3 separate regions of the Homo sapiens genome follow, and all the other regions are linked to region 1. Evidence: chromatin contacts called from ENCODE Hi-C or POLR2A ChIA-PET data. All regions are on one chromosome and are shown on one strand. The core of a region is the stretch at or near the end of the contact, and the rest is flanking DNA. Distances in the headings are between cores, read along the strand shown.

What was found. A loop is a pair of places that touch in the nucleus more often than their neighbours do. ChIA-PET counts read pairs that join two places held with the same protein, here RNA polymerase II (POLR2A). Pooled maps may share reads with other maps.
Region 2: a loop to region 1 is called in a pooled map, with 16 times the contacts of the local background. The contact joins the promoter of DEDD2 here to the promoter of SERTAD3-AS1 in region 1. A Hi-C loop is called at or near these places in 8 of 50 pooled maps.
Region 3: a loop to region 1 is called in a map of dorsolateral prefrontal cortex, with 5 times the contacts of the local background. The contact joins the promoter of RABAC1 here to the promoter of SERTAD3-AS1 in region 1. A Hi-C loop is called at or near these places in 1 of 168 maps with a recorded cell type or tissue (dorsolateral prefrontal cortex), 1 of 37 single-sample maps with no recorded cell type and 5 of 50 pooled maps. POLR2A ChIA-PET finds 5 or more read pairs at or near these places in 1 of 52 experiments (activated B cell).

Annotation. Positions count from the first base shown.
Region 1 is chr19:40,441,971-40,446,293 of GRCh38, reverse strand. It overlaps SERTAD3-AS1 (SERTAD3 antisense RNA 1), which reads right to left and starts at 1,777. Exons shown (of 2, transcript NR_187496.1): 1 at 1,666-1,777; 2 at 1,031-1,404. SERTAD3 (SERTA domain containing 3) reads left to right here and starts at 1,959. Exons shown (of 2, transcript NM_203344.3): 1 at 1,959-2,079; 2 at 4,208-4,323. The coding sequence starts at 4,214. RefSeq lists silencers at 1,428-1,647, 1,708-2,027, 2,208-2,267, 2,733-3,112.
Region 2 is chr19:42,215,229-42,219,551 of GRCh38, reverse strand. DEDD2 (death effector domain containing 2) reads left to right here and starts at 1,875. Exons shown (of 5, transcript NM_133328.4): 1 at 1,875-1,920; 2 at 2,507-2,872; 3 at 4,300-4,323. The coding sequence starts at 2,545. RefSeq lists enhancers at 1-639, 640-1,516 and silencers at 2,288-2,387, 2,398-2,457, 2,539-2,744.
Region 3 is chr19:41,957,315-41,961,637 of GRCh38, reverse strand. RABAC1 (Rab acceptor 1) reads left to right here and starts at 2,317. Exons shown (of 5, transcript NM_006423.3): 1 at 2,317-2,401; 2 at 2,690-2,902; 3 at 3,255-3,352. The coding sequence starts at 2,346. RefSeq lists an enhancer at 1,940-2,229 and silencers at 2,340-2,589, 3,040-3,109.

The DNA of each region.
Region 1 (4,323 bases), core at 528-3,027:
ATTATGTCCTTTTTTGGAACCTACTGTCCCTTTCTTTTTTTCCCAGGGACACCTTCCCTAGGCCTGGGTGAGCTAAGACACTTCTCTCTCCCTACCTCCAACCCACACCACCCACCTACCTATTCCCCTCCCATTTATCCTGCAAACATCAGGATGACTTGGTTGACAAACTCCAACCGGCAAGAACTGGTCTGAGGAGGCTTAAACCTCCCTTCCCAGAGGTGGCCTGGAGAAAACTGCCTCCTCCCCTTAGGGAAACTCGTTGTAGGGGCGGAGCATTACGGGTGTGGGCTTTCAGGACACTAGCAGTGTCTTCTTTCTGCCTTATTTTTCTGTCACATTCCTGAGCATTTAGCAAACTTTCACTGGGACCTGCTACGTGTCCAGCCCTGTGCTAGGTGATCCTGCAGACCAAGAGGTGGTTGACAGAGATATCCTTGGTACCTGCCCTCGGCGGGGCGTTCCTCAGTCCATATAGTAACTGACAGTCCAGGACTGGGATGGCGGCACAGGAGGCCATGGAATCCTAGAATGGATCCTAACCCAACCTGGACTGCCAGGGAGGGCTTCGGAGAGGAGGAAACCTTTGAAATGTGTTCTGAGAAGCAGCCTGGGAATTGAGGGTATATTTTGAGGATGAGGAAACAAGTTTAAATATCCAGAGGCGAGAAGATTGCTTGAGGCCAGGAGTTCAAAACCAACCTGGGCAACACAAGAAAACCCCCCTCCCCCCTCCCCCATCTCTCTGTCACCCAGGCTGGAGTGCAGTGGCACGATCTCGCCTTCACTGCAACCTCAACCTCCCAGGTTCAAGCGATTCTCCTGCCTCAGCCTCCCAAGTGGCTGAGATTACAAGCGTGCGCCACCACGCCCAGCTAATTTTTGTATTTTTAGTAGAGACGGGGTTTCACCATTGTTGGCCAGGCTGGTCTCAAACTCCTGACCTCAAGTGATCTGCCCGCCTCCGCCTCCCAAAGTGCTGGGATTACAGGCGTGCGCCACTGCGCCCGGCAAAAAATAATATTAATAATAAAGATCCAGAGGCCTTTTATTGTCATGTTTGCGAACTTATTATGTACCTGGCATTGTTGTAGACACTGGGGTAAAGCAGGGAAGAAAACAAACAGAGAAAATCCTTTCGTTTTCCTGATGGGGTGAATGGGAGCTTGAAGCCATTTTAGAAAAACTGGAAGTGACTCAATGGGGCAGGATCGGAGAGAACCAGGAGAACGCATCAAGCAAGGTCGTGAGGGGCTTTGTGGCAAAAGGAAGGAGTTTGAAGTTTGTATTCGGGGTGGGTAGGAAGCCATGAACAGTAGCAGAGGAGTCATCTTGATGGAGCGGGGAAGGAAAGAGGGTGTCAGAAGACCCAGGTGGGACCACCAGAGGACGTGCTGAGAAAACCTGAGGATTAAGAAGGGGCCGCGCGGTAACGTATAGGGGGCGGGAGGGGCAGCAAGGGGGCGAGGCTACGATCGCCTAGGCAACGCGGGCCGCGCCACTCTATTGGCTGGTCTTCCGCTACGTCATCCCCCGCGCCCCAGCGTCCTCCCTCGGAACCCCGGGGGCGCGGCCTCCTCCGGTTGCTCGGCCCCGCCCGCCTGCACAGCGACTTGGGGAGGGGCATGCCAGCCCCTCTGGCTCCACGGTGGAGTCCAGGCCTACCATAAAGGAACCGCAGGGAGCAATGGTGACGATCTTGGAGCGAGGACTGTAGCTGAGTGGAAGGAAGCGGTTCTGTTGGACCGGCCGCCCTCCACCCCGGAGTCGCTGCCCCGCCCCCTGCCAGTTGCACTTCTTTAAATGGCCCGGGGCGCTAGGGAGGGGTGGGCGGATCCGGCGTCTCGGGGCACGGGCGGATGGCTCCGCCCAGCCAATCGACGCCCCGCGGCGGGCGGGACTCCAGCCAATCGCGGCTCGCGGCTCGGCTCCGGGGCGGGGCTGGTGGGCCAGAGGCCAGACGGAGAGGCCCCGCCGAGGTGAGCGAGGCTCCAACCGGTCACTGGTGGGTCCTGGCACTGGCGGGTCGCAACGCTGTGGGCGTTCCAGGAGGTGGTCGTGGCGAACCTGGCAGCTGCGGTGAGGAGTGGTCGCCTGGCTTGGGAATTTACCTTAGGCTGGGGGAGAGAGAAGCGCGCCCCGGGGACTTGCGGAGGCGGGGTCTGGGTGGGACCGGGGGAGGGGGCCTCAGATTCAGGGTGATGATAGGGAGGGTCTGGGGACCTGAGACTGAGTTCAAGACCCAGGAGGGGAGGCGAGGTTGTTGGGGCAGTATTTTCAAGTGGAGGGAGTTTGAAGCTGGGACGTTGGGCTTTTGGAGAAGCGAGAGAACAGAGGGGAGGAACTTTTGAGACAGGGAACCTGGAGATTCGATTCCACTTGGGTCTTCCGGACGGGTTGAATTCGGGGCTTTATCGTGTTCTGGAAAAGGTGTGAGAGGTACGGAGCTGAGATTCTGAGTATTTGGAGAAGCGAGAGAACTAGGGTCAAGGATTCTTGGGACTCCAAGACGCACTGGCGGGGGAAGGAGGTTGCCGGGAAGAGTTCAATGTTCGGGTCTTGGAGCCGGACAGCGAGTTTGGAGGTGAAGTCCAGGGGCGTTTGAAAGTCAGGAGACTAGGAGAAGTGGGAGGAAGTATCAGAATTAGGATACGTAGTCTCCCGAACTAGATCGGAGCATTGTCGTCTTTGAGCGATGTGTTCGGATCTGGGTCTCTGGATCCAAGGGCAGTTTGGAAGGAGAATCGCGGACTTTCAAGGAACAGAGGGACCGGGAGAAAGCAAATTTAGAGCCGGAGTCTGGGGTGGGGGAGGGGTGTTCCGGGCCTGGAGCTCAGACTCGCGGCCCCGGAGGCAATGGAGGGCGGGGCTCGGCAGGCGCCGGCAGCTGGACGTCCAGGTTCCCTTCCCCCACCCGCCTGTGCCCCTGTGCGCATGCCCTGAGGGAGAGCGGGGTGAGGGGGGTGGCTCGTCCCCTGGACGGGCGGAGCCCTCTGGGGATTGTAGTGCGTGCTCGACGTCAATTCGTGTACCTGGCGGCTGTTGGCCCCCGTTTCCCAGAAGCCCCTGGGCCAAATTGGGGCGTTCCTGGATGCTCTGTAAGGACCCATGGGGGGGCGGGGCCTTACAGTGTCGCGGTCTGATTGAGTGGGACCTCCGAGGGGGCGGGGCTTGGTCTGAGCTGAGTTCTAGCAAGTTTTCCTATGGGGCGCGCTTTGGGGGAATCTGAAAGCGTGGGCAGAGGGAATGAGACAGGCCCCTTTCCTACTCTTGGGAGCGCTCCCAGTCGGTTAAGGAAGAGGACATAGAAATATCCCGACTGTTGAAGAAGAATCTCAACATAGGTTCCCCAACAGGGCTCCAGGAGATTTCGAATATAGTAGGCACTCAGTAAATCTGTTGAGCGAATAACTGGCAATTAACTCTTGATCGAGGCCGGGTGTGGTGGTAATCCCAGCTACTCAGGAAGCTGAGGCGGGAGGATCGCTTGAGCCCAGGACTTCGAGACTGCAGTGAGCTGTGATAGCGCTGCTGCACTCAGCCCTGGGCGACAGAGCGAGACCCTGTCTCTAACAAAAAACAAACACAACTCTTGTTCATTAAGCACTTCCGGTGTGGTGGGCCCTATAGATACGTGGCATCTCCTTGACAGAGGTGGTGAGAAGTATTTTTTTACAGTCCCTATTTTACAGATGAGGAAACTGAGGCCCTGAGAATTGACTCATTCAGATCACTTCCCATGATCACGCAGCTGAGCAGTTTCCAATACAGAATTCAGATTTGGGGTTCCCTACTTCCAATCCAGGTCTCTGTGCTCCACACTTGTCTTTCGTGCTCCATGTTTGAAGAAATTAATATTGTGGAAGAACAGTTTTAAGGCTTAGAGGAACTTGAGTTAGGATCCGTACTTGGCAGATGAGGAAATTGATTCTCATGGATGTAAATTCACTGTTTGAGGCCACAACAGGCAAGTAAGTGAGATTTAAATCTAGCTGTACGTAACGCCAGATCTTATTTTCTTAATCGTATATGTACTCACCTTCTTAAACTTGTAGGATTCAGACAGCCTTCATTTTATACATCAGTAAACTGAGATTCCGATGATTAAAAATCACTAACAACTCAATAGGCCTGAGAAAGTGGGATATGAGCCAGCACTACGGTGTCTGGTGTCTGACCTTCCCCTATGCGCCTCTTCTCTCTACAGGGCATCATGGTGGGAGGCTTGAAGAGGAAACACTCTGATTTGGAAGAGGAGGAGGAGAGGTGGGAGTGGAGTCCAGCAGGCCTTCAGAGCTACCAGCAAGCCCTGCTCCGCATCTC
Region 2 (4,323 bases), core at 626-3,125, 1.8 Mb before region 1:
TGGCTCACTGCAACCTCCGCCTCCCGGGTTCAACCGATTCTCCTGCCTTAGCCTCCCGAGTAGTTGGGATTACAGGTGTCCACCACCACGCCCGGCTAATGTTTGTATTTTTTAGTAGAGACGGGGTTTTGCCATATTGGTCAGGCTGCTCTCGAACTCCTGATCTCAGGTGATCCACCCGTCTCGGCCTCCCAAAGTGCTGGGATTACAGGCGTGAACCACCGCGTCCGGTCTTGTTTGTTTGTTTGAGACAGAGTTTTGCTATTGTTGCCCGGACTGGAGTGCAATGGCGCAATCTCGGCTCACGGCAACCTCCGCCTCCAGGGTTCAAGCGATTCTCCTGCGTCAGCCTCCCGAGTAGCTGGGATTACAGGCATGCGTCAGCACGCCCGGCTAATTTTGTATTTTTAGTAGAGATGGGGTTTCTCCATGTTGGTCAGACTGGTCTCGAACTCCCGACCTCAGGTGATCCGCCCGCCTCGGCCTCCCAAAGTGCTGGGAATGCAGGCGTGAGCCACCGCACCTGGCGTTTGTTTGTTTCTTGAGACAAAGTCTCGCCCTGTGGCCCAGGCTGGAGTGCAGTGGCACTATCTCTGCTTACTGCTCCCTGGTTCAAGAGATTCTCTTGTCTCAGCCTCCCAAGTAGTTGGGATTTCAGGCGCGTGCCACCACATCCGGCTAAGAACAGACAGGGTTTCATCATGTTGGCCAGGCTGGTCTCGAACTCCTGGCCTCGTGTGATCCGCCCACCTCGGCTTCTCAAAGTGCTGGGATTACAGACGTGAGCTACCGCGCGCAGCCGATTCTTTTGAATTCACTGCTACAGCTCAGGCAGAGCCAGTACTGGGCCAGTGCTAGGCAGGACCCAGATCTCCCGACTCCCAAGAGGAGTTAATTGCGGGGGTGGGAAGAGGTCCAGGGAGGGGACTTGTCTCAAGTACATGCAGGTCCTGACCTTGAGTCACCTAAGTGGGGGGCGTGGCGACCGTCACACCCAAGGCCCCGCGGTAAGGGGACACGCATACACCACAGCCTAGACTCCCTGACAGACCCTCTCTAGTTGTTGCAAGTTAGGGAGCGGGTATCTGGGCGACCCTGGAGGGCAGAGATTGGAAGGGGTTACGGAGGGGCCGTTTTGGCTCTGGGTGGAGACATCTGACTGTGATGGGGGTCGTGATGGACGCCATCGAGATGTACACAGTCGGAATGGAGGGTTCTGTTGCCGCTTGGAAGGAGGTATCCGTCCTGAACGTGAGATGAGGGAATTCTGGTTTTGATCAGGGGAAGGAACTTATAGACTGCGGGGGTGGTGGTGGGGGGGCGGGATTTCCATTTGGGATCACGAGAGAGCACAGTTGAGATGTAGATCCCTGGTTGTCACTAGAAGTGAGGGACAATCTAATGGAGGAGTGCCCAGGACCAGATCATATAAGGCCTGGGAGTTTACTGGGAGACGGGAAAGTAGTGATTGTGTTACTTTGCCACGGGCAACTAGGGGCAGTGGTGATGTGGGCGTCTAGCTCGTGATCAGGAGGGGGCTGTAGTTTATGAGATGAGTAGTTACAACTACTCGTGACGTGGCGCTACATGGCCCCGGTGGCTTGAGTCACGGGCAGGAAGTAGGGACCTGGAACCGGGTACCAGATACAGCCCAAGAGGCGGCGTGCTCTCGCTCTGCGCAAGCGCAGCACTCGCGAACCAAGATGCTTCGGTTGGGGGCAGGTCAAGCGGCCCAGGAAGGGCGGGGCTTGGAGGCCTCGTTCTGCGCATGCGCCGAAGGGGCGTGGCGGTCGCACCTGCGCGAGTTGGGGGAAGGAGGAGGGGCGAGGTGACGCAGGCGTAATAATAGAGAAGGTGCCAGAAAGATCCAAAACAAGTGGCTGCGGCCGTCGCCCAGGAGTCATCGGACGCCAGAATCTGGTGAGGATCCAGAGAGGCCTAATGGTGACTGGTGGCGGGTAGACAGGACCACCTGGGCTCTGGGGAGCGGGCGGGGCCGCCCTTGCAGGGCGAGGGGGTCGGGTTCGGACGGTACCACCTGTGTGGAGCAAAGGGGCTGCCTGGGTCGCTCCTCTGTGTAGGGGGCAGAGGGTCACTTTCGGGAGGTACCACTTGCGTAGAGCCGGGGGACTCATCAGACGGTACCGCTGGACGGAGAAAAGGGGCTCGTCTGGGCAGTCCTACCCAGAGTCAGGGGCAGTCAGCAGGGAGCCCCGGGGTGGGCCCCGAGGCTTGTTTGGGCCGCATCGTTTGGTCAGGTCCGGAGGCGAGCTCCGAACGTAGCACGGTGGTGGGGGCAGAAGCCGAGCGGGCTCCGGCGTCCCGACCTGTTCTTAGGGGACCTCGGGCGGGACCATTCCCTCCCGGGGGAGGGGGAGGCCGAGGCGGTTGGGGGTGCGGGAGCGGCCCTGCCCGGCGCGATTGGGCGGGGGAGACGCGCTGGCGGTGTGGGGTTCGGGCCTCCGCGTCGCTGACCACTGCCCCCTCCCCGCTGTGTGGGTTCTAGGCCGGGTTCTGAGCTTGTTCCGCCTCCCTCCCCCGGGAATGGCGCTATCCGGGTCGACCCCGGCCCCGTGCTGGGAGGAGGATGAGTGCCTGGACTACTACGGGATGCTGTCGCTTCACCGTATGTTCGAGGTGGTGGGCGGGCAACTGACCGAGTGCGAGCTGGAGCTCCTGGCCTTTCTGCTGGATGAGGCTCCTGGCGCCGCCGGAGGCTTAGCCCGGGCCCGCAGCGGCCTAGAGCTCCTGCTGGAGCTGGAGCGCCGCGGGCAGTGCGACGAGAGCAACCTGCGGCTGCTGGGGCAACTCCTGCGCGTGCTGGCCCGCCACGACCTGCTGCCGCACCTGGCGCGCAAGCGGCGCCGGCCAGGTACGGTTGAATGGGAGGGTGTCACACTTCCTGGGAGGAAAGGGCCTGGCTCCCGCTGGGCCTCCCTGGTGCCCTGATACGGACAGTGCCATATCAGGCAGCTTATGTCCCATTCTGCTACTCTCTCTTCCCACAATATCAATGAGCAACATAAGAGGAAGAAAGCATGGCTTTGGGAATTTGGCCACATCAGTGATGATGATTTTGGCCACTGTTTACGGAGGGCTTGTTTCATGCCAGGCACAGCTGTCAGCCCTTCATATGAACTAGTGCCTTATAGTCTCCCAGTAATCTCACAAGGAAGTCCTGTTACTGTCTTCACTGTAACCAAGAAAATAACAAGTTCAGAGAAGTTAAGCAGTTTGCACGTATAATAACAATCCTGTTTGCTGGGCCTAGGAGGGATACAGGATGATGGAGCTGACAAGGTGTTTGTTCCATGAAGTTTAAGTTTAGTGGGGGCAATCAGATAATAAGAGAACTTATTTTTAGACGCTGTTGTAGGAAGACTAAAAGTAATGGAATAGAGAGAGTCAGGAGAGCAGCAAGGTGAAGGGAGGCTTTGCCCTGAGGCTGCACTGCCAGCCATGCATAGACCCCAGGGGAGAAAATCCCAGGGAGCATCCAAGGCCTGAGGTGGGAATGAGTTTGGCATCATCAGAGGCCAGTGTGGCAGGAGCAGAGGGGACCCAAGCTAGGGAAGAGAGGGAGGTAAGAAGTTATGTCATGAAGGGGCTTGCAGAGAACGTAGCTGGGAAGTGTGGGAGCCAGGATTCAAACCTAGCCAACTTGTCCCCAGAGTTGATGCCCTTAATCCTTGTGAAGGAAGTGCTCCTGGAGGATAGCAGCCTTCACATGAGAAGCTGGGAGGGGTTCAGGCTGCCGGTAGCCGTGTGCATGAATAGACCAAGCCTTTGTCTGGGTTACTAAAGGGGCAGTGGCTAGTTTGGGGAGGGGGGATTATGGCCTTCCCTGACCCAGAGTAAGCCCACAGGATTTAGATAAGCAGGAGAAGGACAGCTCTAGGGAAGAGCTGACAGCATTTTTGGATATCTATGTCTGAAGATCACGCTCTAGAAGAGAAGATTTGGGGAGCCTGCACAGAGGCCTGCTTACTCCTTGGGGAGAGCTGGGGGCAGTTGATGCCAGGGCAAAGGGCCATTACAGGGACCCTTACCATGACTATCAACAGAATAACCTTGACAGTTTGAGCTGCCGTAGACGTGGGTTAGATTGCCCCAAGTCGTGATAAGTTCTCTCTCTTAGGAGGCATCTGAGCAACCTCTGCAGGAGGTGTTTGAGAATGAGTGGGTATTTGGGCTCTGACTACTGGGGAACTTAGGCACCTCGTGGTGCAGGCATTCTTCCAGGGGTGGGAATTAGGGCCAGGAGGCTGAATGCTTCTTCCTGTTCTTCTCTTCCTCCAGTGTCTCCAGAACGCTATAGCTATG
Region 3 (4,323 bases), core at 1,068-3,567, 1.5 Mb before region 1:
GGGATTACAGGACCACGCCCAGCCCCGCAGTCCTCCTTTGATTTTCAAGTTTGAATCCTATTTAGAAAACCTGATTCCAGGCCAGGTGTGATGGGTCACGCCTGTAATCCCAGCACTTTGGGAGGCTGAGGTGGGCAGATCACGAGGTCAGAGTTTGAGACCAGCCTGACCAACATGGTGAAACCCCGTCTCTATTAAAAATACACAAATTAGCTGGGCATGGTGGTGCACACCTGTAATCCCAGCTACTCAGGAGGCTGAGGCAGGAGAATCGCTTGAACCCGAGAGGCGGAGGTTGCAGTGAGTAGACATTGTGCCACTGTACTCCAGCCTGAGCAACAGAGTGAAACTCCATCTCAAAAAAAAAAAAAAAAAAAAAGGAAACCTGATTCCACTAAAAGCCTGGGGGTGACAAAGAGGAAATAAACAGTAACTAGCCAATCTGATCTTCAAAGTGTAACTCTTCCATCTTCAGTGTGGGGCCCTTGCAAAGGGCTTCCCTGCCTATTGCGCCACCAGCCCCTCAGACAGGGCCATCTTCCTCCCACCTCCTGGGAACACCTTCCAGCAGGCCTCAAAGCACAAACCCTAAACTGCTGTAGATCTTGGAAGACAAGAGCTGGGCCTAAAAGAGTCACTTGGGGCCAGGCGCAGTGGCTCACACCTGTAATCCCAGCACTTTGGGAGGCCGAGGCGGGCAAATCACAAAGTCAGGAGTTCGAGACCAGCCTGGCCAACATGGTGAAACCCCATCTTTACTAAAAATACAAAAAATTAGCTGGGCATAGTGGCGGGCGCCTGTAATCCCAGCTACTCGGGAGGCTGAGGCAGGAGAATCGCTTGAACCCAGGAGGAGGTGGAGGTTGCAGTGAGCCAAGATTGTGCCACTGCACTCCAGCCCTGGCGACAGAGTGAGACTCCGTCTCAAAAAAAAAAAAAAGTCACTTGAACCTGGGCATGGTGGCTCACACCTGTAATCCCAATACTTGGGAAGGCCAGGCAGAAGGATCGCTTGAGTCCAGGAGTTTGAGACCTACTGGGCCAACACAGCAAAATCCCTTATCTACTTAAAAAAATTTTCAAAAAAAAAAAGGTCACCTGGTTATCCCATATAGATATTTTCCTTCCAGCCCCACCCAGCTGCTTTGGAAAATTAGGATCCCAGTCTGCTTAAGGGAGCCCAGGCTTCCCTATACTTCCACACACATTTCTTGAGGCCCTGTTCTGGTTCACCCCATTAGAATTCAATTAGAATTCCAGCCCTGTGGGCCAGGCACAATGGCTCACGCCTGTAATCCCAGCACTTTGAGAGGCTGAGACAGGAAGATCACGAGGTCAGGAGTACGAGACCAGCCTGGCCAACATGGTGAAACCCCGTCTCTACTAAAAAAATACAAAAATTAGCTGGGCGTGGTGGCGGGCGCCTGTAATCCCAGCTACTCTGGAGGCTGAGGCAGGAGAATCGCTTGAACCCAGGAGGCAGAGGTTGCAGTGAGCCGAGATTGCGCCATTGCACTCCAGCCTGGGCAACAAGAGCGAGACTCCATTTCAAAAAAGCCCACAAAACTTCTCAACCTTTTGTCTTTCCCAACTTCACTCCCTTCTCTCCAAAGGTGTGTGTGGCGGGGTCGGAGGTGTCCCTAGCCCCAACTCATTCATCTTTGGGACTCCACAAGGTGGGGCAGGGGGCAACCTCAGATACCCCTCCAGCAACCATGGCCCCCTCACTAGCCTCAATCTCTTGAGGAAGGAATCAATTCCCACAAATTATCTAAATCTTTCTACTCAAAATGTAGTCCATGGACCAGGGGCATCAGCATCACCTGGGAACTCAGAAATGGAAATTATGGGCTCCACCCCAGACTTGCTGAATGAAAACATCTGGGCTAGGGCCCAGGAATCTGTTTTAGCAAGCCCTCCAGGTGTTTTTTTATGCCCTCTAGAGTCAGAAGGACAGCTCTGCACGGTCCCCATTGTGCCTTCCCTGGGAGAGTACACAACGCCCGCTTCTGCCGTTAGAGTTCCCATAACGCCCTCGCTCCTGACAGCCCACATGCACCCTCCTGAAACTACAACTCCTATAATACCCAGAGGCGCGCGCCGTCACTTTCTGGGATTATATCTCCCAAGGTGTTTTGCGAGTCAGACCGCCATCATAGCGCCCATCCTCTTAGTCACCGTCAGGACTACAACTCCCACAATACTCGGCGGCAGAACTACAGTCCCCAGCTGCTCCGGGGCTGCGCCACGTCGACTCCGCTGGGTGGGGCCGGCGTCGGGCGGGGCCGGCGGGGTCTTCAGGGTACCGGGCTGGTTACAGCAGCTCTACCCCTCACGACGCAGACATGGCAGCGCAGAAGGACCAGCAGAAAGATGCCGAGGCGGAAGGGCTGAGCGGCACGTGAGCGAGCTGGCTCTAGGCCCTCGGACCAGAGACCCGGGAGTCCGGGCCCCCGGCCCCCTCCTCCCTCCTCCCTCGAGAGCCTGGAGTCCCAGCCCCGAGCCGCAGAAGTGTTGGCCCCGGTCTCCTCTAATGGGACCCTGGAGTCTGGGCCCCTAGTCCCCTCCCTGCCTGCTGTACAGGAATCTGGGGTCCCGGGAGGGAGTCCAGGCACCCTTAGTCCCCTTCTTTTGCGGGGGTCTGGGGCTCCATCCCGGTCCACCACTGACCCGGCCCCACCCCCCGCAGGACCCTGCTGCCGAAGCTGATTCCCTCCGGTGCAGGCCGGGAGTGGCTGGAGCGGCGCCGCGCGACCATCCGGCCCTGGAGCACCTTCGTGGACCAGCAGCGCTTCTCACGGCCCCGCAACCTGGGAGAGCTGTGCCAGCGCCTCGTACGCAACGTGGAGTACTACCAGAGCAACTATGTGTTCGTGTTCCTGGGCCTCATCCTGTACTGTGTGTGAGTGCCTCCCGGGCCCCGCACCCGCACTAGCCCCGACCGGCTGGACCCCTCCTCTCGCCGCTCAGGCCCCGCCCTTCACCGCCCGGTCCCTCCTCTCACCGCCCAGGGCCCTCTTCTCACCGCCCAGGCCCCGCCCCCAAGGATTGGCTCTGCTAGACTACCTTGTCACCAAAGGGCCAGGTCCCCTACCCCACCATCACCCTGGCCAGGATGCAGTGTGACTAAATGTCACCTGGCCCTCCCTGGTCTCCAGGATGTAGCTTGCCGCCCGCCGGTGGAGAAGGCCAGGGCCGTCGGGCTGGCCCAGCCCCAGCTGTCTAACCGCTGCCTCCCTGCACTCCTCCTCCAGGGTGACGTCCCCTATGTTGCTGGTGGCTCTGGCTGTCTTTTTCGGCGCCTGTTACATTCTCTATCTGCGCACCTTGGAGTCCAAGCTTGTGCTCTTTGGTGAGAAACCCCCTGCCCAGATGAATCCTTGGTCCCTCAAATCTTGGTCTTTTGGAATGCAGACAGACCTCAGACCCCAAATCCAAGTCCTTCAAAACCCAAGTCCGCCCAAGCCTAGATGTACACTAGATCCCCCAAACCTGATCCCTTAAAATCTCAGACACAACCGATCCTTCCATCGAGTCTCAGCCCCCTCAAATTGCTATTCCTCAAACCCAGGATCCACCTGGCTGCTGTGCCTTAAACCTACTCCTTTTCAAACCACATGACTCCTCCCCTCTCTCTCCTCCCCTTGCCGCTCTCTGCGGCCAACATCAGCTGCAGGTGCCCACACTGGACACCAGGTGGCCACCTTACACTGGCCTAGATCTGTTCCCGTTTCTTTTCCTGCTTTCTGGGGTGTGACCAGAAAGAACTTGGAACTTAGAGAGGGAAGCCGAGGAGTATGTTTCATGTGGTTCCCAGACTAGTAGTACCAAGGACCACTGGGAAAACAAAATGCCAGGGGAAATTCCCCCCAGGGGAAAATCAAGGTTTGGAGTGGGGTCAGGGAGTTGGGATTGGACAGTTAGGTAGACCTGAAGGCCAGGCTCTTCAGGGGCCTGCAAGTTATGTGCTTGATGGGCTGGGGTGGAGGGAGTGCCTGAAGCACAGGCACGACTTGGCTTCAGCTGATCACCGTCACCAGAGCATGTAGACCCCATCCCTGAGACTTCTATGAGAAGCCTGAAGTTGGTATTTTTATGTGAAATCGTTCACTTTGCCAGCCACAAATCACATCCTTGCAAAACAGCTCAAAAAACACATCCACAGGTCAGATTTGGCCCTTGGGCCACCAGTTTGAGACCCTGGTCTGCGCGAGGGTTGCAGCAGGAGAGCCCTAGTCTAGGGAGCAGGAAGCCGGGATCCCAGGAACTTCCTGGAGGATGTGGGGCAGAGGGCAGAGGGTGGGGCTGAGGCAGGCGAGGACG